Linked DNA regions of Mus musculus: region 2 is linked to region 1. A link is a loop called in an ENCODE intact Hi-C map of the cell type or tissue named here. Cell type or tissue: gastrocnemius. All regions are shown on one strand. Links, peaks and the distances in the headings refer to the core of each region. The heading gives the core; the rest is flanking DNA.

Region 1 (12,491 bases), core at 2,125-10,124:
CTGCCAGAAACTTGTAAAGTCAAATTCAAGGCCCCGCTCGCAGGGGAAGTGAAGTTGCTGAACTCTTTCTCAGGCAAGAATGTGACAACCCAAACTCAGAATGTCTCTATCAGATGTGCCCCAGTTCTGAAAAGCAGCTAGGGACCCTTCATCTTCAGCATAAGAATAACCAGTGTGTGCACGGGTGGGGGTGGGAGGCCAGAAGACGCGTATTTTGGTAGTAATTGTTGCTGCCTCCCAAGCTAGTCAGGGACTCAATTGTCAGAGTTACCCAGAGGCAGATGGCCAGGCTCTAGAGTTATGAGACTCTTAATTCCCCCCACCCCTCATCTCTTTCCACAGTGACATTTGCAATATCTGTGAATGAAGTTGCATAAAATGCATGTGCAGGAAGGTGCCAGTAGCAACTATCCCTGTTTCTTAGTCCGTTTTCTGTTGCTGTAACAAAGTACCCGAGTCTGGTAATTCTAAAAGAACAGGTTTATTTGGCTCACAGTCCAGAAGCTGAGTGGTCTAAGAATTGACCTGGCATCTGGTGAAGGCCTTGTGCTGCCTCCTGAATGGTACATGGCACCTCATGACAGACGGGAAAACACAGTCTGGTTCTTCCCTTTCTTCTAAAGCCATCAGTTCTGTCTTGCTGGCACCACTCTCAGGCCCTCATCTGATACTAATTGTCTGCCAGAGACCTCACCTCCCATGATACTGGCATATAAATTTGGGGTGGTGTGGGGAGGCAGGGTGAGTTTATAGCACTTGAACTTCAGAAAGACACATTGAAACCACCACATTTTAGGCATGGATTTCGTTGTCAATCATTTTAGAATCTGTGTTTTCCCCAGCAGACGGGATTGTTCTCTAGAAAGAGGCAAGATGGGAACTCCTCTACACATATATATAGTTCCCAGGTGGGCACACCTCTGTTTAGTGTTCAGCAGGCCCATTGTTACAGGATATTTACCTATTTACCAAGAAGCCATGTTGGAACTTCAGCCTCTTGCCTCTTGGAGGCAGATTCCAGGGTCCCAGAGTACAACATGCTTTCCTGCTTCTGCTGGCGCTGGGCTTGGGAAGGCGCTCCCACACATTCTCCGCCACACTAGGTGGCCCCTGTGGGGTGACCTACAGGTAAGGTACGGAGGCAGGCAGCCCCTATGAGGAGATGTCTCTGCAGGTCTTTCTGCAGAGGCAGAAACAGCAGCTCAGAGCAAGGACTGGTGTTGAGCCTCTGCTGCATGCCTGCAGTTCACATCTTACTGCTCAGAGCAAGGCTTTCTTCTTGCTGCTTCCAGGAGCCACAGACACAGGAGATTAAAATAGTCTCATATCCACGATCAACCCTGTTCCTCCTCTTTGAACCGCCTGAAGGTTCTTAGCCTCTGTCAAGGTACACTCGAGGTCAAGACGATTCTTTGCTGCTGGGGCTACTGTGTTTGGAAGCTGGGGCTACCATGTTTGGAAGTGTCTTAGCCCCTAGATGCCAGTGATCCTGCCACTGTTTTTTGTTTGTTTGTTTGTTTGTTTGTTTGTTGCCATAGCCACAGAAATGGCCAGCTCTCTCAGGGAAGCTGCATGGCAGAACTGGCCTGGCTAAGAGGCCATGCCATAGAACCGTCACTGCTAGGAGTTGCTCAAGAATCTTTTTAGACTATTTCTAAGCCTTTATTTAAAAACAAATGCAGATGACTTTAGATGTATACAGTTCTTGACCAACTTGCTTTTTTGCATGACAATAAATCTTGGTCCTCATTCTGTATCTGTGCCCTGAATGTCTCCTGGAACAACTTCATGCAATCACTGTCTTCTGTGGCCGATGCTTTGATTGGTGGACTTGACAGTCCCCTGACAACACCTTTGAGTTGATCCTCTCCTAGGGTTTTGCTGTTAGCACCCTGATCTGCCCCCTCAGCACCCTTGCCTGAGCAGGGACTAAATTCTTTTGTGTGTGTTAGTGAGTATTATAGAGGTTATGCACATGTGTAGACATGCATTTGGCATGTGGAGGGAAGGTGGACCGCAGCTGTCTTCCTCAATTGCTTCTCCACTATTTTTTTTTTTGAGACGTGGTCACGCACTGAATCTGGAACTCACCGATTGGCTAGCCAGTGAGCATGGTCTTCCAGCCTCTGCCCCACCCCTGCCATCTGAGCTTGGTTTTGTTGTTTGTTGGTTGGCTTGTTTTTTACAGGGAGGTGGTGGATTTGATCTCAGATTCTCAAGCTTTATCAACTGAGCTCTCTCCCTAGCCCCAGGGCTAAGCTCTCGAAGGGGGAGCATTGGACTAGAGGTATGTGCATTTTTAAAATTCTGAGTGGCTACATTGTTCTCGAAAATGGTTTGTACCCAATTTCTCATGAATGTCTTCGTTAAAAGCATGCCATATTTATGAGCATATATTGTGTTGTGTGTTCTAATTCAATTCCTACTACCATCGATCGTGCTCTGCAGTGCCTGACTTTATTCCCATCCGGCAGCTTGTAAGTGGCAGAAACTGGAGCCTCCCACCTGATCTGTGCATTGAGAGTTTATAATCTCTCTCTGAGGTCTGTCTCTTTCCCCCAGGTTCTAGTGATGACTAGAGTACTTGACCCACTATCATTGCTAGAGCAGCAGATCCAGCCACAAATACAGAATCCTAGTCTTTCATCCTGGGAGGCTCCAGGCCCACCTCCTCTAGGAAGCTCTCTGGGATTGCTCCAGCAGTCCTCAGATGCCCTCTATGAATAACACTGTGGGATCCCTGGGGATCAGCAGTTGGCACTTGAAGCCAGCAGGGTAGATGTGTGGGTATGTAGGTTGCTATGGGCAAAGAGTCAGGTAGACTTAAGTTTGAAATCTCCTCAGTCATCTGCTCTTTCAAGTGAACATACACAAGAGGTCCCTGTCGGGGCCTTTGATGCTCACAGTCACTATTCTTGTCCTAGTTGCTTCCCCTTCTCGCCTGTTTTCCTTTTATAGGAGTTGGCTTACTCATGGTGAACCACAGTCCAAAATTAGTGGATGGAAGATTCCAGAAATAAACACTTCTTAGCTTTAAAATCAGATATCATTACACGTCAGGTAGGATAATAAAAAACCTGCTCCTCAACTATACCTGGGGGCAGTTATGATATGCCCTCAGCGTACACATCTGGTGCCAGACCCTCAGTTTGAATAAAGCTGTTCATTTCAGAAGTTTCTTATCAAAGCAGGAAAGAGAGAGAAGAAAGGGGCCCAGAGCACTGAACCAGTTGTCCTGGCAAAACCAGCTGAGCTCTGCACTCCTGAGAGTCTCTGCATCTGCCATGCCAAGGGCCCATCGTGGCTTCTCTTCCAGGTCTGGGTGAAGAACTGCCACTTTGCTGGCTGTGAGGCCTTGTTGCAGGTTCAGGAGGTGGAGGGGATATCTGTGGTAAGCACCAACACAGCCTCCTCCAGATAGCTCACACGAGCCTTATAATGAACCCATCCTGACTTGGCTTGGCTTTACTGCTGCCCTGACTAGTTTTTGTCAGTTTGACACAAGCTAGAGTTGGATGCAAAGAAGAGCCTCCCCTGAGGAAACACTTCTGTCTATCAAGTCGCCCACAGGCAAGTCTGTGGGGCATTTTCTTGATTGCTAATTGATAGAGGATGACCCATCCCACTGGGGGCAGCACTGCCTCCAAGCAGGCAGTCCTGGGCTGTACGAGAAAGCAGCCTGAGCAAGCCATGAGGACCAAGCAGCGTTCATTCCACCACGGCCTTTACTTCAGTTCCTGACTCCAGGTTCCAGCCTTGGCTACCCCCAGTGATGGATCTGCAAGCTGAAATAAATTCTTATTTTGGTCTTAGTGTTTCATCACAGCAATAGAAGTGAAGGGACATAGTCTCTGAACTTGCCTTTTAATTACAATAGACCTGGCATCTCTAGCCAGCTCCGAGATCCTTTTGAGAGTCCATTTGTTGCATTTCCTGAGATATTTCCGTTGCCATGCAGGGAAACCTCTGCTGATTAGCTCAGGTACCTTGTCCTGATAACAGAAAGCTGGAAATACAGGGGGATTGGACCTTCCTTAAATGCCACCAAGGGAAATTTTCTCATGGTAACCGACACTATGTCAGACAGGGACTGCCAATCATTTCATATCTGACAGAGCCCAGGGTAGTAGAATTATCCCAAATGAGAGGGTCCAGGGAAATCCAAGGTCTCAAAGGCAGCTTGAGGCAGAGCTGGCCCTTGAACTCTGGTCTTTCTGGTCCAGAGATGAGGTCCCAGTCCATACATACCTGCCTTGGTTTTCACATACACATGCATGTGTGCACACAATGCACATTGCAAACATGTACACACACACACACTAAGAGAGAGAGAGAGACGGAGGGAGGGAGAGAGAGAGAGACAGAGAGGGAGAGAGAATGTGTGCGTGTGGAGGGGCAGGGGGGATGACATGTTTTTTCTGTTCTCCTTTGAACGGAAGAAAAGCAGCCATGACTGAGGCTCAGAGCTAAAGTTTAAGGGCAAACCAAATATTTGGAGAGGAAGCCATGATGATGTGGTTTTTTGACATTAAAAAGCAAGAAACATGTTAATTGGCTCAGGTTCTTCCTGGAGCAGAGAGGAGTTTCCCACAATGCATTGCAGGAGAGTAGGACAAAGAAAAATAAAAGCAGCTGCGTGCATGATTCTCTGTTCTGTGTGTGGGTGTGGTCCTCAGCACAACGGGGTCAGGTGTATGCGAAGACACTAGAGAGAGCAATGGCAGGAATGGGCACTCAAAGGCCTGGGTTCTATTCAGCATCGCCACCAGCCAGTGATCCAGAAGAAATCACTAATCTGGACCCAAAGCCCAAATCTTGAAGAACTGAATGGACAATACGCCATTTCCCTACTCCATTGAGGTTTGACAAAGACAACCTTTTCCAATTGAACAAGGAATTCTATCTCAGAGGGACACACACCTTAACCATCAGGGGTGGGCATGATTGATCAGAGTAGCCAATGTTTACAAAGCTCTTACCGCAAGCTAGCCAAGAACAAGAATGGGGCAAACCACTGTGACTCAGTTCCCTCCGTCCTCTGGTATCTTTTTATCCCACACTAATAGGAAGATTGAGGCTTGGAAGAGGCTCAGTGATTTGCTCAAGTAACAGAGTAGAAATAAAAGCAAAATGAAATAACAAAAGCTACTGGCAAATTCAGGGTTCCCCTGGATCTACTTCAAACGGGGTGGGTGGCAGACAGGAGAGAGCCCCAAGACTGACCTCCTCAAGAGCCCCTGACTGGCAGCAACTGGGAGTGCAACTGGATAGGCTTGGAGAGGCTCCAGTTAGTAAGTCATTCACTGGGGCCAGAAACCTGAGCTGCTCCTGAGAGGAGCTGGAAGGCAGCCGGGGACCTGGGGACTTGTCCTATCTCGGCTTTACCTTCATAGGCTAAGTAGCTTTTGGCCCTTGTTAATGGCACCATCTCAGAACAGTGCCGGGGAACCACAGGCCATAAAGGGAGAATTTGGGTTAGAGGCTTAGAACCCCGTCACCTGCAAACTCTCTGGGGAAAATGCCATGTTCCAAGTCCCCCATCCTCCTCCTGTGTTCAGTTCCGCCATGTTCCTGGATGCTGACCTGACAGGCCTACTGGCTGCCCTTGCGGTGAATCCCATGGTCTGAAGTTCCCTAGGAATTCTTTCTCTTCCTCTTTCCCGGCACCTCCCCTTCCAATGTACCTCAGAACAACCTGTAACTGTGAGGTCTGTTAATACTGCCCAGACTCACCTCAGCAGGAGGAAGCTAAGTGAAAATGAATTCATACATTAGACACTGACAATGTTGAAATTTTGGTTTATTTACTTTTTATTTGAGACTGGTCTTGCTCTGTAGCCCAGGCTAGCCTGCCATTTGCCTTTGTTGTGCAGGAAAGCCTTGAAACAATGGCAATCCTCCTGCCTCAGCCTCCCAAGGACGTTATTCATTTGTTTAAAGAAATACACTGTATGATACCTTTTAAAACATGCGTTCTAATGGAATAGACGAGGCTCTGGTTTGCTAAGTTGTCCTTTTACAATGTCATAACAATGCTTCACGTTCACCAGAGATGCTTTCACCGTTGCCTTCATTTTTTCAGATGAAGAAACAGAGGCACAGACAGGGAAAGGAACTTGCCTAAGGTTTCATAAATTATAGTTTACTAAGGCAGCGTCTACTCAGAGAGTGAGGGATGATAACCCCCAATTTACTAGGTCCTTGAAAGAAAACTTGCCCCTTTCCTCTGCATCCTCCTTCCCTCCCGTCCTTATGGACAAGAGGGTAGGTACCTGTAACACTTCCCTTCTTTCTTCCCTCCCTCCCGCCTTCCTTCTGTCCTCCACCCCAATCTTGTAGGGGAACTGAGATAGCTTTAAGTCAATGTTTCTCAACCTATGGGTCTCAACCCCTCGGGGGCTGAATGTCTCTTTCACAAGGGTTGACTAGGAACATTGGAAAGCACAGATTTTTACATCACGAATAATAACCATAGCAATATTGCAGTTGTGGAGTAGCAATGAAAATAATTTTATGGTTGGGGGTCACCACAACATGAGGAACTGCATTAAAGGGTTGCAGCTTTAGGGAGGTTGAGAACCACTGGCCGTAAGTGAATGTGTGTTATTGACATGGCATGGCTTGCACATCTCATTCACACTGCTGTTGTTCTTTCCCTGGCTCTCACCGCACACTGAGCCAGAGCACCTTGTACCCTGTCACGTCTTATTTAGCATTTTTATGGGATCAAAACTTTGACCCAGGGAAGTGGAATGGCCCAGGGCCATACAAGGAGGGAGCCGCTGAGAAAACTGGTGGAAATCCCCAAGACAAGACAGCATGTGGTGCTCTGCAGGTGGTCAGTTCTCATCTCTCCACTCTGGGCCTAAACCCCCAGCCTGTGTTCTCAAAAGGAAAGCACTCCTCCCAGCGCCTGCCTCTGGCTTTCTGAGCTCTCTCATTCTACCCAGCTTCTCAGTAGACAGTTCCTGGCACGGCAAGTTCACTAGACACATTACCTTTTGTTACCCCTTGTCAAAGTGAGATGCTGAAGGTCACGTGGTCTAATTCAGTCTACAGCAGGGACTAGCAGACACTTCATCTTCTATCTGAACCCTGGCTCTGTTAGTTTCTCCATTGGGCATGCTCAAAGAGTGGCCATTAGTCAGTGAGAACTGCAAACGATGGGCACATCTGCTGCTGCTACCAAGGCAACCGAGTGTGGGCATCAAAGCACTTGGAGCTCTTTAGTGTTCTCCCACTGTGAATCTGCGGTTGTGTGTGTGAATCTGTGGTCATGTGTGTGGATGTGTCTGTGCATGTGTATGCATATGTGTGTGTGTTTATGTGTGTGCATGTGTATTCATGTGTGTGTGTTATACATATACCAGTGCCTATCTACGAATGCCAGAGGAGGATACCAAATGTCCTGGTCTGTCACTGCTGCCTTCTTCCTTTGAGCCAGGGATCTATACCTGAAACCAGAGTTAGGCTGACAACTGGCACCCCTCTGATTCTCCTTTCTCAGCCCCACACCGTGCTGCTGTTATAGGCACACAGCCACATTCACAGCCACGCCAAGTTTTCTTGCTTTTCACTTAGGTATTGGGATCTGAACTGAGGTCCTCATATTTGTGGATCCAATGCTCTTCTTAACCACAGAGGCATCAACCAGCTACTTGGTCTCATTTTGTAGGGGTGACATTCTAGGATCTAGAACCGAGACCTTGCATCCACATGGTCAGGTTTGGGATTCCAATGGACAGGGTCTGTGACAACTGCTACCAAGGAAATCGTGTGACTCCATCTTTCATACGTGCTACTCACAATATTTTAGGGTTTTGAGTGTTTCAGAACCCAAAGTTAGTTTGTGACCTCCAAATCTGTCATTTCCCTGAATTTGACCATGACTATTTTTTCCCCCAGGCAGGGTTTCTGTGTGTAGCCTCTGCTGTCCTGGAACTCACTCTGTGGACCAGGCTGGCCTCAAACTCAAAGAGATCCACCTGCCTCTGCCTCTTGAGTGCTGGAATTAAAGGTGTGTGCCACCACTGCCAGGCTTGACTATGACATTAAAGAAGAATTCTGAAGTCTCCAGCAGAACTTGCCTCTGTCCAATCAATCTACCACCCCCTGCCCAGCACCCTTCCAGTCCTGACCCCATTGCACTAAGCAATCCCCCAAACAGACGGCACCCCTCCAGCACACAGAAACCTCCTCAGCTTGTACAGTTGGACACTGCACCAAACTCTGGGGTGGGACACAGTTGGTTTCTACCTGCATTTCTTCCTCTTTTGTGTTGATATTCTGTTTCTTCTGGGAAATATGGCAGGTTGGAATGTTTTTTTCTAGTTCTCCAGTCTCTTATACTGGATAATGTGTTCAAACCACTCAATGTCCCATTGTCTCGACATCAATGGATTTATCTCTCATGACGCTGACATGGAGTTCATCATGGTCACCTGTGCAGCTTTCATTTCTGATGGGTATTTTGGTTTGGATTTCCTTTTTTTCTGATGGTGCTGGGGAATGAACTCAGGACGTTGCATGGACTAGGCAGACTAAGCTACAGCCCCAGCTGTATGGCTTCTTGTTGTTGTCATTTTTAAACTGACATTTACTGAGGGATATGGGGGGGGGGATGGGGATGGGAGGGGAGGGATGGTTCATCTGTGGAGGACAGAGTGGAGGACTAACTTGCAGGAGTCAATTCTTCCTTTCAACATGTCAGTCCCAAGGATGGAACTCACACCATCAGGGTTAGCAGCAAGCACCTTACCCAGTGGGTCACCCCATCGGCCTTGGTTTAGATCTTTCACATCCCCTCAAACCTCCTGTGTTGATGAGTTACTATCCAGCTGCTGGGCTATTGGGAAGTTGTGGGACTCTTAGGAGGTGAGACCTAGAGAATTTAAGACATTGGGGACAAGCCCTTTGGGGGGAATATTGCGATGTTGCCCCCCCTCTGTGTGTGTGTGTGTGTGTGTGTGTGTGTGTGTGTGTGTGTGTGTGTGTGTGTATGTTTTCTTCCTATCTTTCCTGAGGTACCTTGTCATCTTCTTCCATGTACCCTTGTCATCGTGATGTACTGGGCTGTCTCCCATGGGCCCTGGATGATAAGACCAAGCCACCCTGGGTTGTAGCTTCTGAAACCATGAGATAAAATGGAGTTTTCTCTTTTCAGGGTGGTTTTTTTTGGGGGGGGTGGCACTTGTCACAGAGATGGAAAGCTGAGTGGCACCATGAGGAAACACATTTGTTGTTCAAGCCAGAGAGAGCATGTGAAAGAGACCCACCCACATTTGACCTCATCCTGGAGCCCAGCCCAGTCCGTTTGGCTGGTGTAAGCATAAGAAATACAAACCCCTGCCAGCATAAACCTCTGAACCTAGAGCAGATGCCACCACTCAGTCCAGCCTGGTCCATTCCAGGCCTAGGCCCCTCCACACTGCTGTCCTGCTGGACTCTGACATTTCCTTTCTGTGCTCAGTGCCTGGTAAGCTAACAGCTGGCTACAGAGTTTCTCTGTGGCTAGTCTCAGATGCCCCGCCGCCTCTGCTGCCTCCCTCAGCTCAATTCCCAGTTTCCAGGAATAAATCTTTCATTAATTTGTCTTAAAATCCCACACTTTCCATTCCAAACCCTGGATGCACATGGATGAGCCTAATCCCTGAACAGACAAAATGAGGATTATAGTGTTGCAAGGCTGTTGTGAGGGAAATTAAATCACGGGGCATGGCTGGCCTGGCTGTGAGTTCCTGAGATCTGCGGAGAAGCTAGCTTTCCTGGCTGATCACATTACTGCTGACATTGAATGCAGAGGCAGACACACATAGAAGCACCCAGCAATGCCTGCAGATCGAAAGGCCCCGTGTTTATGCTTTCTTCCTTTGACATTTTGATACAGCAGAGTACAGCACCCAGTGCCATGGTGACAGCGACAGTCTCTATAAAAGTCTCCAGCCTGCTTTCAGCACACCTACGGATGCAGTGGGAGGTGGCACAGATCTGGACCAATAGAGAGAAGGCATGTTTAGCCTTGGCCTGGTTACAAAGAACATTTATTTTTCCTCTTTGAAATGGACCTTCCTGTCCCGATTCAGCACAGACCAGTGTTGTGCTAATGTGGGTCAATTTCCCATCAGCTCCTCGAAAGAGTGTTTTTCCAGTCTCTCCTGGGGCAAAGGAGAATCACAAACCAGATAAGGCCAGTCTCCACGTTCCACAAGGCCCACAGAGGGGACAGCACTTCAGGGGTGGGGGAACTCAAAACAAGTAATTCTTTAGATACTTCACCCGAGGCAGCATGGCTCTTGAAACCCTATGCCCGCTTTGTGCTGGCCCTTTTCTTTGTGAGCCTTGCCCCAGAAAGGCTGAGTAAAGGCCCTTGAAAGACACCACCAGTGAATCTGTCTGTGCCTTTAAGAGGGTCCTTGAGGAGGGACAGTTAGAGAATCAAGAAGCTGACAGCCAGATGGCACTCAACAGGATGACATGAATTAGGCAGAGACAGCCAGCCTGTGGGCCACCTGTCTTGTTGCCTCTGGCCAATAGCTACTGGTGGACTGGACTGTCTGACCTACAGGTCTCACTGTCACGGCAGTGAGAAACTGACTAAAGTCCTGAACTGAGACTCAGAGGCACCAGAACTAAAGCCTATGGAGTGAGGTGGCCTCATTTTGTACCTGTAGACCTGGCCAGCCTGTCTTGTCACCTCCCTTTGAGGCAGACCAGAGCTCTGGAGGTTGTGAATATCCAATTCATATGAACACATGACATATGCTAGTTTGTGTTTGACAACTTAACACAAACTAGAGACATAGGAGAAGAGGGGCTGCCAATTGAGGAGCTGCCTACATCAGATTGGCATGTGGGCACGTCTGCGGGGATTTTCCTGATTACTGATTGGTGTGAAAAGGCCCTGCCCACTGTGGGTGGTGCCGCACCTAGGCAGGTGGTCCTGGGTGTAGGATAGCAGGCTAAACAAACCATGGAAAAAAAGCCATTAGCCAGCATTCTTCTGTGGTCTCTGCTTGAGTTCCTGCCTTCAGGCTCTACCGCTAAGTTCTGCCCCTGACTGTAAGCTTCAAGGCTGGAGAGATGACTCAGAACTGACTACTCCTGCAGAGGACCCTGGGAAATTTCCAGCACCCACATGACAGTTCATAACCGTCTGTAGCTCCAGTCCCAGTGGATCCAATGCTCTCTTCTGACCTCCATGGGAGCCAGGCATGCACATGATGCACCCAGACATGAATAATAATAAATAATAAAATCATAAATAAACAAACAAATAATAATTATTTTAAGAGTTGAAATAAACCCCTCTCTCACAAGTTGGTTTTGGTGTCTGTCACAGCTGCAGAAACCAAACTAAGAGACATAATAATGTTTTTTTTTTTGTTTTGTTTTGCTTTTTGAGCACTGGGAATTTAAGCCAGTGCTTCATTGAACCCAGGGCATCATGCATGCACGCAGGCTCTCTACCACTGAGCTACAGTACCAGCCTATACTTTTTTTATTTAACTCAAAAGGTACAAAGTACATGTTTAGGGAAGCTAAGGTCCTGGGAATTTGAAGATAAAATTCCTGAATCCTAAACACAGTTGTAAGGATTTGCTTCCTACTCCAGAGTCCTGTCAGTTTCCAGATGACAGTGGCATAAGCCACACAAAGATTCAGACAAGGATCCGCACTTCTATTCTATGAGAGGACTCTTGATGTGGACAGTCAGGGACTAAAGCGGTGGCTTTCTGGTCATCTACTGTCTTGATGTCCCACTATGATTGGGAAAAGTCTTCCAACATGAATGCCATCTCATGGTTAAAAGATGCTGCAGCTCCAGCCCACAGGTCCACGTTCCAAGCCCCAGGAAGGAAAACCGCACAACGGGGTGCCTCTCAGAGGAGTCAGCACTTAGAAAAGCATTTACTAGAAATTTCTCCCGATAACGTCCATTCACATTTTTTAAAAAAGGTTTGTTTTGGCTTTTAGTGTATGTTTGCTTGCGTGTATGTCTGCCTGTGCACCGTGTACATGGCTAATGAGTGCCCATGGAGGCCAGAAGAGGGCATCTGGTACCTTGGGACTGGAGTTACAGGTGGTTGTGAGTGGCTGTGTGAGTGCTGGGAACCAAGGTCCTCTACAAGAGCAGCCAGTGCTCTCAACTGCTGTGTCATCTCTCCAGCCCCTGCCCCCAAACACATGCAGTTACATTTTATTAAGAACCTCCTCCACCAAGGAAGATTAGGCAATTATTGAGCAGACCGATACCCCCAATAATGTGAAGGTCATGTCATTTCTGGCATAGCCAGTGTCCCATTCCTTTGATTTGCTACCATAGGGAACAGGATCTTGGAGGTAAAGGAAGAATACATCAGGAAATGTGGAGGCTGGAGAGGGCTGAGCCTGAGGGTGTAGATGTGTTTAGTCCCTGTTCTGTTAAGTGTATTACCAGACTGTTAAGACTCCCTGGAAAAGTGGGAGGGGCTCAAGAGTCCAATCCTTTCCTG
Region 2 (12,491 bases), core at 3,069-11,068, 58 kb after region 1:
GCCTATGAGAGGCAGTGCCGTGTGCAAAGGTCTGCAGCCTGCCTGCTTACAGCAGCCGCTTCTTGCAACATTGGCAAGCTTTGCCCATGAACACGTCTTGGGACTGAATGTCCTCTTGGGCCCTGACAAGAAGACAGAAAGGGGATTAAATGGCTGTCTTAGGTACAGTTTCATTGCTGTGAAGGGACACCATGACCAATGTAACTCGTATAAAGGAAAACATTTAATTAGGCTGGCTTACAGTTTCAGAGGTTCAGTCCATTATCACCATGGGGAGAAGCATGGCAGCGTGCAAGCAGACATGGTGCTGGAGAGAGCGGAGAGTTCTGCATCTTGAAAGCAGCCAGGAGGAGACTCTGATTCCACACTGGGCAGAGCTTGAACATAGGAGATGTCAGAGCCTATCCCCACAGTGACAAACTTCCTCCAACAAGGCCATACCTACTCAAACAAGACCACATCTCCTAATAATGCCACTCCTTATGGCCAAGCAGTCAAGCACATGAGTCTATGGGGGCCAAACCTATTCAAACCACAATGACCAACATGGCTTCTCTTCCTTTAAGACACTTAGTGCTACTGGGAATTCCACAAAGCCTTGGAACCTAGCTGGATATTTCTCTTTGCAGCATACTCTAACACTTAAAGAAATACAGCCGGGTGTGGTGGCACACGCCTTTAATCCCAGCACTTGGGAGGCAGAGGCAGGCTGATTTCTGAGTTCGAGGCCAGCCTGGTCTACAAAGTGAGTTCCAGGACAGCCAGGGCTATACAGAGAAACCCTGTCTCAAAAAAAAACAAAAAACAAAAAACAAACAAACAAACAAACAAAAATACAAAAGGGGAAAATCTGCCTGCTTGCTCAAGAGAAATATATCAAGCTTTGCTTTGCCACATTTTCTCCCTCTCAGTATTGTCATAGGTGTACAAGTATGTGCGTGCACACACACACACACACACACACACACACACACACACAGAGAGAGAGAGAGAGAGAGAGAGAGAGAGAGAGAGCACGTGAGAGAGTCAGCTTGAAATAAAGCAATTGGACCCGATCAGACTTGGATTCAGATCCCATCTTCTCTCTTCCCTTTAACAAGTGCACAGACTTAGACCGACTTGAACCCTTGACAGATCCTCTGAGCTACAGTTTTCATGAATACGAGCAGAATAGCAATGGTATCAATCGCATATATTATTTCAGGATAAAATAATGCAAAATAATACATGCAGAATTATGCTGGTCACAAGTACAGCTGTTTAGTGTTCTTGGAACAGTAGCTGAACTCCTTCCCTTGACTCCCGAATTTAGCACGTCTTTATTAAGTACAAGGCAGCAGGGAACAGATGTGAACAGAGCCAGATGTGGACATTTCCACCAACGAGCGCTGTGTACTAAGACTCTAGCTCACAAGACCAGCAAGCTGAGAGGATGGAACAGGCCTGGATCATGAAGATGGGATCTGGCTGGCAGAAATAGAGGGGTTTTTTGAGAACTTGTAGAAAGAAGAGTTGGTACTTTCCACCTTTGTGACTGAGCATCACAGTCCAAGCACCCCTGATGCTTGCGATTGCCTAATTTTCCCATAACTCCTAATGGCTGCATGACATCATCCTGCTTCTAGGTGTTGTGATCTCACTCACCCTTCCCTGTCATTTGATTTCTCAGCTATCAATTTGGAGCTATCACAGGCATCACTACAACAAACATACACCTGACAGTTCTGCCCCTCAGGAATTACTTCCGGGTCATCCAGCCTGGTTCAAGGGCTATGAGCACTCTTGTCAGCTCTCTGCCAAGTTCTTGTCAATGGATTCACACACCAGGTGTTATGACTTAATGTAGTTTGTCAGAATGGGCTGAAGTAGAACTTCCCCATTGTTCAGTTTTGACTTATTTTGATATGTTGTCTGATGGGGAGAGTGCCCAGTCGCCAGGCAGGAGGGGAAAAGGAAGCATTTCTTGTTGATGTGAGAGAATCCCTAAGACAGGGCCATTTATAAAGAAGAACAGTTTGTTTGCCTCATGCCTCACGGCGTTGCAAGTCTAGGAGCCTGGCACCAGCACCTGCCTAACATGTGGGGAGCCCTCCTGGTGTGGTAACAGAAATCAGACATGTATGCCAACCCAGATGTGTCTTCCTGCACTTGGCCATCATGGGTCCACCCTCATGACCTCACCTAATCTCAGTCATCTCACAGGTGACACCTCCAGCCACCATGAATGTGTGCTGCACATTACACTTCCACCACATGACTGTGGAGCGGGGGCAGGGGAGGACAGACAGAGACATTCAAACCACAGCATCCGTGGAAGTTCACCCCAGGATAGAGGGAGAGGGTCAACCTGGGGGAAGTCCTGAACTAGAGGAGGTGTGGGAAAAGGCTCTGCTCTTCTTGTGTGCCCCAACCCCCCACTTCATGGCTGTTGATCAGAGAAGATGGCAGCGGGATGACAAGGCCAACCAGCCACACAGGATCTGGCTTTTCCAGCTCTAGGGGTGGGGACTCTGGAAGGGGGTATGGCAGAAGCATCAGGGAGGGGTTGAGAACATGGCCCTGGCAGGGCAGAAAGGGAACCTGGTGCCAGCTGCCCACAACCATGGTGCAGGGACTACAGTACAGTGTTTGCTGGAGGAAGAAGCTAATGAGGGCAATGGTGCACAGCGTGAGAGATATCTGCAGTTCCTTGGGCTTCAGCGTGGGACACCGAGTGCCTGAGAAAGGCTAGTGTGAATAGATTTGAGAACTGTGGAGTTCAGCAATGGGTGGCCACACTGCACCAAAGCCAGATGACACCAAGCATCCTTGGGCAGACCCCATCTGGGTACCAGACTAGACCAGGCAGTCCACGATGTGAAGAGTGTAGCAGGATCATCACCTCGGTTTCTATCTGTCTTAAACACCAGCTGCTACCGTACGCTACCCATGTCTGTTTACCTACAACAAGGAAATGATGGAATTTGGGTACTTTATAAAGAAGAGAGGTTCATGTAGTTCACAGGGTACAGACTGAAAGACTGAATGGCAAGGCTCTGACAGCAGCCTCTCTGGCTATGTCCCATCTTTGTGACAGCCATGAAACCCACATGACAGACAGGAAGACAGCACAGGAAGGGACAAGTCATGCTCACAAGAACTATTAAAACACCACAGAATTACCCTGCTTCCTTCTGACACGACCCCCCCACCCACCACCTCTGCCTCTTAATGTCCTCATTCTGGGAACTGGGCTTTTAATGTAAGAACCCTTGGGGTACAGTCTGATCACACCTAAACCATAGCAATGTTTGCATCACAGAGGGGAAAGGATATGAAGTCCCTGGGGACTTGGGAAGGAGGGAGGAAGTTAACAGAGGTGGGAAAGGGGTGACTTAGGAGAAAGCAAGACTGTGGGCAGCGCATGTACAGGGGAGTGGTTCCTCTTCCTCTGCTCCCCCAACCCCCACATCGTCAGTTAAAGCCACTCTGCTCATGAACATGCTTTGTGAAAAATAAAGCTCAGATCCAGTCCTGAACTGCTGTGGGGCGCAACCACATGGCTGCTGGGAACCCTGAGGTAGTTAGTGTCCTATAGAGCCCACCAAGGGCTGTGTCACACGGTTACTCTTTTCTGGACACTCCCATCCCTCTGTGTTAGTGTCCTGAAGCAACCATGGCAGGACCCCAGCAAGAGACCGCCTCCATCCACCTCTCTCTTGGCCCACTTTGGAGCCAGCGTTATTAAGCAGGCCGTTTGATTTCACAACCTTTTTCCTGTGGTCAGAGTGGCACAGAATAGCTAGGGTACTGAGTACCTGGGACCATTCTGCTGTGTGGACAAGGAAATAGCACAGCAGCATCCTGCACAGGTGTAGGCTAACTCGTGACAACACTAGAGGTGGTGCTTGTGGGTGGAATGTCCAGAGTTGGCTTTCTACTGTTGCCACAGCTGCTGTTCCCTAGCAACCGCGGCAGACCCAGGTTTGCTGGCGGATCTGTGAGTTGGAGGTAATTGCCTGCCACTGGTATTTCCTCCAGCAATCCCTTAAGGTGATGTGATACAGCTTTGACCAGTGGGGCTTAAAAGGAAGTGTGCCGAGAGCTTCCAGGGAAGTTTTTGTTTACCTCATTTTAAAAACTAACTGGGCCCTGCTCTGGTAACACGCCCACCTTCAACCTGCCTAGAACAGGTGCTACGAGGGCACTGAAGGCTTCGCTGTTTGCCAGGAACCTTACAAACCCAGGCAGCACTCTACCCACAAGCCTCATGCCCAGTCCAGCACTTCTTGCTTTTTATTCTGAGACAGGGCCTCGACGATCTGCTCTGGCTCCTCTTGCACTATAGCCCAGGTTGACCTTGAACATGCTATTCACAACCTTACCCTCCTGAGTAGCAATGGTTTGGTTACTCATGCCACTGGGCAGCTCTGGCTGGTATCATGTGACTCTGAGAGATAAATATGAGGAAAGAGGCCAAGGGAATTTGAGTCAGTGGCCTGACATTTGTAAGCCTCGGAAGCAAGGCTACCAGCTGCCCGCTCTAGACTCTGGCTATAAATGAGGTTACGCATCAGCTAACTGTAGCCAAAGCCATTCCTAACGGATCCAACACTGAGCTGTGCAAGGAGCGAGAGGCCCAAGTAGACCCCGAGGCTCCATGGTTAGAAGGCCCTGCAAAATCATATGCCACCCGTTTCCATTCCCCAAAAGTGTCCTGACATTATCATCCCTCAGAGATGACTCAGGGAATCACCCCCCTGTGCCTGTCAGAGCTCAGCTGATTCGAAGGAAATGAGACCACAGTAGTATTCAAACAAATATTGAGAATGTGGGTTCCATGGAAACCGACAATGAAGAAACAGCAATGGAGGAAAGGAGGCATTTGAACCACAATGCTGCAACCCTGAAAAATCCCAGCTCACCTCTGTCTACTAGCAGTTCCCGCCCACCTGTTTCCCAAGGATTCCAAGGGTCTCTGCTCACCTAATCTAGACTGACCCTGTCTCACTGCATCTCTCCCTGAGGCCCAAGGTGACTATTGCATGAGCTTCCTGCAAGTGACAATCATTTCTTAGTTACCTTGTTAGCCCTGGTGCCCAGATAGGGCGTGGCATGGTTTAGGAGTCCAGTCTGGAATGGAGGATACAATAAATGGATGCAGGAATCCTCCTGATAGCAGGAGCAGAGCTTTGGGTTTTCAAGACTGAGCTGTCAGCTTTCAGTAGAGCTGAAGATGAGTTGGAACTGCAAGGACGAACATGGGCGAACTACATGGGCGAACAGCTACCACTTGCATTCTAGAATCATACGGCCTTGTGTGGTTTTGAGACAGTCTTCCAGCTCTGTGGCTAGCCCCACTTGGGTACCTCTTCCAGAGTGTGGCTTTCGTGGAACCCATTGTCATTAGTGGGGGCTGCTGCTTGTACGGAATGGGGGTTGCAATATTCCTGCCTTTGTGCCTGAAGGCCACAGTCTTCTTTCTCTCCACCAAGGCTCGTCACACACTGCTGGCCTCACCCCAGCATCTGACCCAATTAATCTGGGATACGGCTAGGGAGAGTCATAGAGCAGATTATACTTGGTAAAAGGTGGGGAGGAGGAAAAGCAAAGAGAATTACAACAAAATCCCCAACTGAAATTCAACTACTTGGAGGTTCTAGCACAAAGCATACTAAGGCTTTATGCTACAGGTAAACAGGTCCAGAAAGCCCCCTTGTTTTCCACCCATCCCATGAGGACAGCTAAACACGGTATTGCTGAACAAAGCATTATCTAGCTTTAGCTTCAGAAAATGAGACCAAATTTTCCAACAAAATTGCCTTGATGAGGCTTCTGAATGCCCTTTCCTTAAGGTAGGAAAGTTTGAAAGAGAGATGGAAAACCGGACACCTGTTTTGTTACCCCAACTGGAAATAGGCTCAGCTATTTCCCCCAGGGTAGCATATGAATATTCTCACCTCCCACATTTGCTAAAACCCAAGAACTTTATTCTAGTTTTTAAAAAAATTATTACTATTATTTGAGTTTTTGAGATACTTACTGCGTAGCCCTGGGTAGCCTTGAACTCAGGGATCCCCCAGCCTCTGCCTCTGAGTGCTCAGCCCTCACAGCCTTGTTGTAAAGGTGCAGTACCCAGCACTGTAGTCAGAAAAGTGGCCAGACAAATGGAGCTAGCCCCTGAGAGTGAAAACACCAGTTTGCCAAACCCTAAACACAGAAACAAGTGGGGATTGGGGGAGTTTCTATCAGCCCGGCTCAAGAGCCAGGCTAACTCAGCAGCGAGGTCGCACTCCCTGCCCTGGAAAAATCAGAGCAGGGCACGTGACTGTGGGTAGCCAGGGAGACGGTTTTGAGCATTTTCCATTCGTGAACACAGATATGCCTCAAGCAGTACATGTGTCCCTCAAAATCTATGTTGAATCCCTGGCCTGGGTGTTCCACCCCTGATCTCCCGAGGGCAGAGGGTGAAGCCCTGCATAGCAGGTGAATATGGCACGTGGCTGCTCCATTCTCATAGTTTCACAATTTTCACATTTTGCTCAGTTTGCGTGAGATGTTCCAATGACAGATGACTAAGCCAAAAAACCGCTGTGGTTACCATGGCATCCTGCCATCCAACACAGCTGTGGAGCCACCCAGATTTGAAAGGAGTGTCCCGGGGGTCGGTCCCAGCTCTCAGATAGGTGTCTACAGAGGTCATCTGGCTCACTGTGCTGGGCGTGACTTGGCATCTGCTGAGCAAACACACGGCATCTTCCTGGGAGGCCACCTTGACACACTTTGGCCCAACCTGTTCTCCTGAAGCTGGGGTTTTGTAAGAGGCCAAATTCCAGGCTGGGGCAGAATAAACAAGAGTACATGGCTAATGATTGTTGAGTTTGCCTGGAACACAACTGACTGCACATTTCAGAGGAGACTTTCCGACCCCACCTGACCTATGCCTACTAAACAGTAGTGAAGCTATGAACAACCAGGGGCTTCCAGGTCCCCATGGTGTCTGCTGGTGATTTCTCTCTGTCCTTTGAAGAGTAATAGAGACATACCTGTTATCAATTTGGAGTTCTCTGTCTTAATCTGCTTAACAAGTAAATAATATTTTTCTGCTTAAAACCTTACACCCATCTATCACTTCACAGTCTTCAAAAAGATTCCCAATTCTACCCTGGTTTCAGTTTTGGGAGAGTGGGAATGGTAGTCCAAGCTCAGAGAGGGCCCAAGGACACACAGCCAGGAGATGTCTGGGTCAGAAGTTGAGATTTTTTTTACAAGCAAGTCAGGCAAAAACAGTGCTTATATTTGGTCTTTTGGCTTGGGAGATAAACTTCCTCTCTTGGTAGAGATGCTGGGTCTAGAGTTGGAGGGTATGGGAGGGAACCAATGTATTTCCACCTCGGAGGTAGCTCAGAATATTGCCTCCACCTTCTGTTTAAATATAGCCACAGCCCTCCAATTGCAGTATCTATTTACCCTCTTTGGGGTTCTGGAGACCTCATACTTCTTAAGCATACACGCACCAGTGAGCCCCATGCTCAGCCCCCCGAGAAGTCAGAGAAAGCAGCCAGCGGTTAGACAGTTGTTTCTGGCCTGCTACCATCCTGCTGTCTAGATCTGAGCTTTCTAACCACTTACGACTTTGCACTTGAGAGTCTTCAAAACACACACACACACACACACACACACACACACACACACACACACACTCATGTACACATAAACACATATTTTAGGTTTGTTTTTTTATGTGTATGAGCGTTTTGTATGCATGTATGCATACTGTTTGTATGCCTGGTGTCCTCAGAAGCCAGCAGGAGTCAGATATCCTGAAACTGGAGTTATGAATGGCTTTGAATTATCATGTGACTGCTGGGAATTGAAACTGGGGCCCCTGGAAGAACAGCAAATGATCTGAACCACTGAGCCATCCCTTTAGCCCCTGTACTTGAAAAACCCTAGGTATATAAATTAGGTTAAAAATCAAGCATTTACTGATAGTAAATCATAACTTAATTTATTTTAAAATAATTCTTACCAGTTATACACAAATAATTATACTGTTGCTTAAAGATGTCTCGAAAAACAAAAACAAAAACAAAAAGATTTGCTTGTGTATTCTTACACAGAAAATTACTTCTTGGCTGGAGTGCTGATGTCAAGGTACACAGAGAACCTTCAGTATTGTTCAGAGTTGGTCAATATTTTGATTTTATAGTCGTGAATGATGAGAACGCCAATCCACATAAGTTGGTAATAAAACAAGGCAGAACAATGTTTAGGGCCATTTCACAGCTTGCTGGGAATTCTGGCCTAATCCCAATACAAAATTCATTGAATACTTTTAAAACATGAAACTCAAATGTGACGTTAATTTAACCCAAACAGCAAACTTTATAATCAAACTCCGTATCACAGCATAAACCAGAGCTGTTCTGATTGGCTGCGTGAAAGCCAACGCTGTTCTGATTGGCTGCGAGCATGCTGAGATGTGGTGGGAGGGTACATCTGAAGCCTTTGGGGTTTTGTTTTGTTTGTTTGTTTGTTTTTCACTTAAACCATTCTGTTCTTGTGAGAGAAGAAAGTTTTGTCTGCACAGTACAAACATGGGAACGAGAACACAGCGGTCTCAGACGTGAGCTGAGGTGTTTCTGATGTCGGTCAGCAGCACCCTGCCGAGTGAACTCATGAGCTGTACAAAGAGCTCAGAACCAAGTCTGCAGTGAGGTTGCCACGCCAGAAACACCGCAGACCCACTACGCACTTGGTTTGAGTTAATTCTGGTCTTTGTGTGCCTTGCCATTTTTACCATGGTCAATTTAACTGTGACCCACATTTAGTTATGTGACTGTAAATGGGGTGTCCAGTCTTGGTTTTGAAGGAGGATATAGGTGACAGTGACTTTATCATTAACCACAGCAGGTGGGCTAGATTAGCTTTCTAATCTAAAAGGAGAATGGAAATCCTCAGGGAGTCGACAGTGCCCACCCATGGTTTTTGAAACGATTGGCTGTAAACTTCCAGTTCTCTAACTGCTACTCAGCTGCTGAGGATCCATGGGTCAGTTGATGCAAGTCTCTTCCGGTACATCATAGCCCTGATGCCCGGCCATGGGTCTCCCCAGGCCTCTCCTGGGTGCCCCAGCTTCCTTGTCCAGTGCAATCAGCTGCCTCACTGACCTGTCCCCTGCAGGCTCCTAGGGAGAGCAGTATTTAGCAAGGCTCCGGTAGGCAGGCAGGCTCCCCTAGATGCTTCTTCACACCTTTCAGGTTGTTTCTCCTGTTTAATTCCCAGTTAGCACTGGGAAGCCCAGTTTAGGTTGGATTCTGCCAGTTCCCCAGAGCCAGGTCCCAGCTACTTTTAGCTTGATTAATTCTCAGGCCTTCTTGCTTCCATGATGACTGCCATTCATTCATGAGTGTGTGTGTGTGTGTGTGTGTGTGTGTGTGTGTGTGTGTGTGTGTGTGTGCGCGCGCGCGTGCGATCTTTCAAAAACCCACACATTGCTACCCTCCTGGCAACACCATATGACACTGGCCTTGGTTTAGTTTTCATCACATGGAAACTGAGGTTGCATGAGGGATGGGTGAGGATAAGGTGCCTCTCAGATGTGTGGCAGTCAGTAAGGCCTCCATTTTCTCCTACACTCACCCCAACTCATAGCCTTGCCTCTTAGAACTGGAGTCACATAGGAACAAGGCCACAAATATACTCCAGGCCTTGTGTTCTCAGTTGGAAATCCAGATTCTATGGCATTCGAGCAATTTCTAAGCCAGGCCAGCAATCTCCTGGTCATGTTAGCGCAAAGCCATCTGGGTTTGAATAACTCAGTGAGCAAGCAGTGTGACTTTAAAGACCCAGCTGCCCTGGAATGCATTTCTAAACAGGAATTAGCTGACACAGGCAGCATCAGCTGGAAAAACAAGGTCTGGGTTGGATGGCCCAGAGCTTCCCACTGACTTTGCCAGCTGGGTAGCACAGGCCTGTTGTCACTGCCCCCTCGGTGGCTGTGCCATTAGAAGCCATGCAGTTGATAGGGGTCAGCAGTGGCTTGTTTAGTCCTTAGGGCTCCTGTTGTCATTTTTAGGAAGAAAATTATAGGTCTTTCACTCTCTTAAACCTGTACAGTAATAATTAGCCAGGCCCCAGTGAAAGGCGGGTTATCCTTGACCTTGGCTGCTGGACAGGGAAGTGACCCATTGGAGTCTGTGCAAATCCTTTAATCCTGACCAGAAGGGGGGCTGATCAGGGAGGCATTTAACAGAGAAGGGTTACCATGCATATTAGTTCAGTTCTCAATTTTCCAAGTTTCAGGTGACCTTGAGGTCAAGAGCAAAGAACGCTCAAGTAAGGATTAACAAACTAGGACCTACCATGCAGTGTGGCCTGAGTACACACAGGCCTGCTTATCTATACCTTGTCTGGGGCTGTTTGCCTGTAGCAAGTAGCTGTAGCTTCCAACTCTAAATCATCACTTCTAGACCCTTTATAGACCCAGGTCAATGACCTCTGCCCTACTTCACAAAAGCCACATTTAAATTACTTAGTTCTCATTTTTTGACCTTTGTACTTAGATAGGTATGACTCTGACTCGCCATACCTATATCCAAGATACCTTGGGCCCAGGAACTATGCAGGGTTAGTATGAGTCATTTCCAGACAGAACTTGAGTTCCTAGATGTGTGCTATAGTTTAGTTCTCAAGTCTCCACAAAGGGCTGTGTGTCAAGCCTTGGTTCCCAGCTTGCTAATATTGGGAGCTGTGAGGGCATGCTAGGAGTCCTTAGGTCACAGGGAGTGTGCCGCCAAAGCTATTGTGACCCCTGGTCTCTCCTCCTTCATTGACAGCCAGAGGGTGGGTGGATTTCCTCTGACAGATGTTCCCACCGTGGTGCACTGCCTTGCTGCAGTACCAAAGCAAGTGTCCCGAATCCTCCAAAACCTTGAGGCAAAACAAACTTTCCTCTGTTTTTGTCTTGTTTTGTTTTCTGTTTTTTAAGAGACAGGGTTTCTCTGTGTAGCTCTGGCTGTTCTGGAACTCACTCTGTAGACTAGGCTGGCCTTGAACTCAGAAATCTGCCTGCCTCTGCCTCCCAAGTGCTGGGATTAAAGGCATGCGCCACCACTGCCTGGCTAACTTTCCTCTTTGTAAATTGATTGGTTCAGGGATTTTGTTACAGTAGAGGAAAGTTAACTGACACAGCACAGGCCTTGGACATTAGAGGTCAGCTTGCCTTACAGTGCCTAGAGGCCCCTTCAGATCATAAAGGACATTGAGCATGAAGTGAGCATTTTAAATCCCTGAGATTTCATCACTGTTGCTTTATGAATAGGTTTTGCTAAGTAACCGGCTTATTCATACAGCTTTTTGTAAGAGTTCAATATAAAGTGTGTAAGATGTTTAGAACAATGGCCAGCATATAAGAAAGTACACAATAAAATCTAGTGAAAATGATTTGTGTCAATTACTATTGAGAAAATATGCATTATTTTCATATATTACCTCATTTTCAACTTCATAATGACTGGAAAGTAGTGACTTTTTTTTTTCTTTTGAATACATACAGGGAATGATGCTCTAAAGTAAAGAGATAGGCGTTTGTTAAAAAACCCACCAAAAGCCACTCAGGGGGCTTGGGGTCTAGTGGGGTGGAGTAAACAAAGGGGAGGGAATGGGAAGTGCTTTGTGGCCAGAGTGGGAACAGGCCTGAACATCAGAGAAAACATCTAGGTTTCCTCCATGGGTCATAAGAGACATGGGAGTTTCTTGAATGGGGTAGGACACCTCTGTGCAGACACAGCCTGGGTTCCACATGAGCATAGTGGGCATCACCACTGCCCTCCTTTTCATGACAAGATGCATATCACAAGACAGAGGATGCCCAGGCGACTTGGGGACTGGAATTAAACATGACACACCCATATGTTGACTGCTCCTCCCCCTTGCATGAGGAGGTCCTCTGGTCCTTTTGAGGAATTGTCCCAAGAAGGAGGGATGATGAGATTTCTACTTATAGAGAGCACAGCTCAGTTCACGTGACCCCGTGCCATGCTGAAAACAAAATAAGAGTGACCAAATTAAAAGTTCTATCACCAGGTTACTGTGGGCAGCCGTGGTAGCCTGGGTTACCATCTTGTGGTAACAATACCAGCATTGTGCTGACATTCAGGATTTGGTCCTTTAATATGCCACTGAACAAGCAGAGAACACACCCACCTTTGTCAGGCTGACTGTCCTCTTTAATAACCCATAAGGTCCTGATCAGTTAGTATGAGAACGAAACAGCAACCATGAAACAGGTCAATAAAAGTCTGCTTGAGTTATGGGAGGGGGGGCGGCGCTCTCACTAAATTAATTAAGCTCTTTATATGCCCTGTGTTCTTCCTGACATTTTTCCAGTTCACTCTGCTTGAATGCTTGCAGAAGGATTAGTGCCAAGCTCTCAGAGGACTAATGCAAAACAAAAGCGGGGTTCCAGAGAATTCCTGACCCACCAGCAAACCGAGAGCCAGTGACTT

Evidence for each region. Peaks named below come from ENCODE experiments on the same cell type or tissue, not always from the same donor. Only the 100,000 strongest peaks of a DNase experiment are listed, where the experiment ranks them.
Region 2: it touches region 1 in a loop (2.1-fold over the local background); 5 of 42 quality-filtered maps call a loop at or near these places.

The regions. Positions count from the first base shown.
Region 1 is chr11:31,761,182-31,773,672 of GRCm38, forward strand. No RefSeq gene overlaps it. Among named protein-coding and RNA genes, the nearest start is that of Gm39674, 16 kb to the left of the region's middle. In gastrocnemius, for the core only: no CTCF peak of the experiment used is centred there; DNase peaks (open chromatin) are centred at 6,856, 7,159 and 9,326; H3K4me3 peaks cover 463 bases; H3K27ac peaks cover 7,509 bases.
Region 2 is chr11:31,818,271-31,830,761 of GRCm38, forward strand. D630024D03Rik (RIKEN cDNA D630024D03 gene) reads right to left here and starts at 6,277. Exons shown (of 4, transcript NR_102314.1): 1 at 6,023-6,277. It overlaps Gm39675 (a long non-coding RNA gene), which reads right to left. Exons shown (of 2, transcript XR_872346.3): 2 at 12,195-12,491. In gastrocnemius, for the core only: no CTCF peak of the experiment used is centred there; DNase peaks (open chromatin) are centred at 6,593 and 9,888; H3K4me3 peaks cover 836 bases; H3K27ac peaks cover 7,768 bases.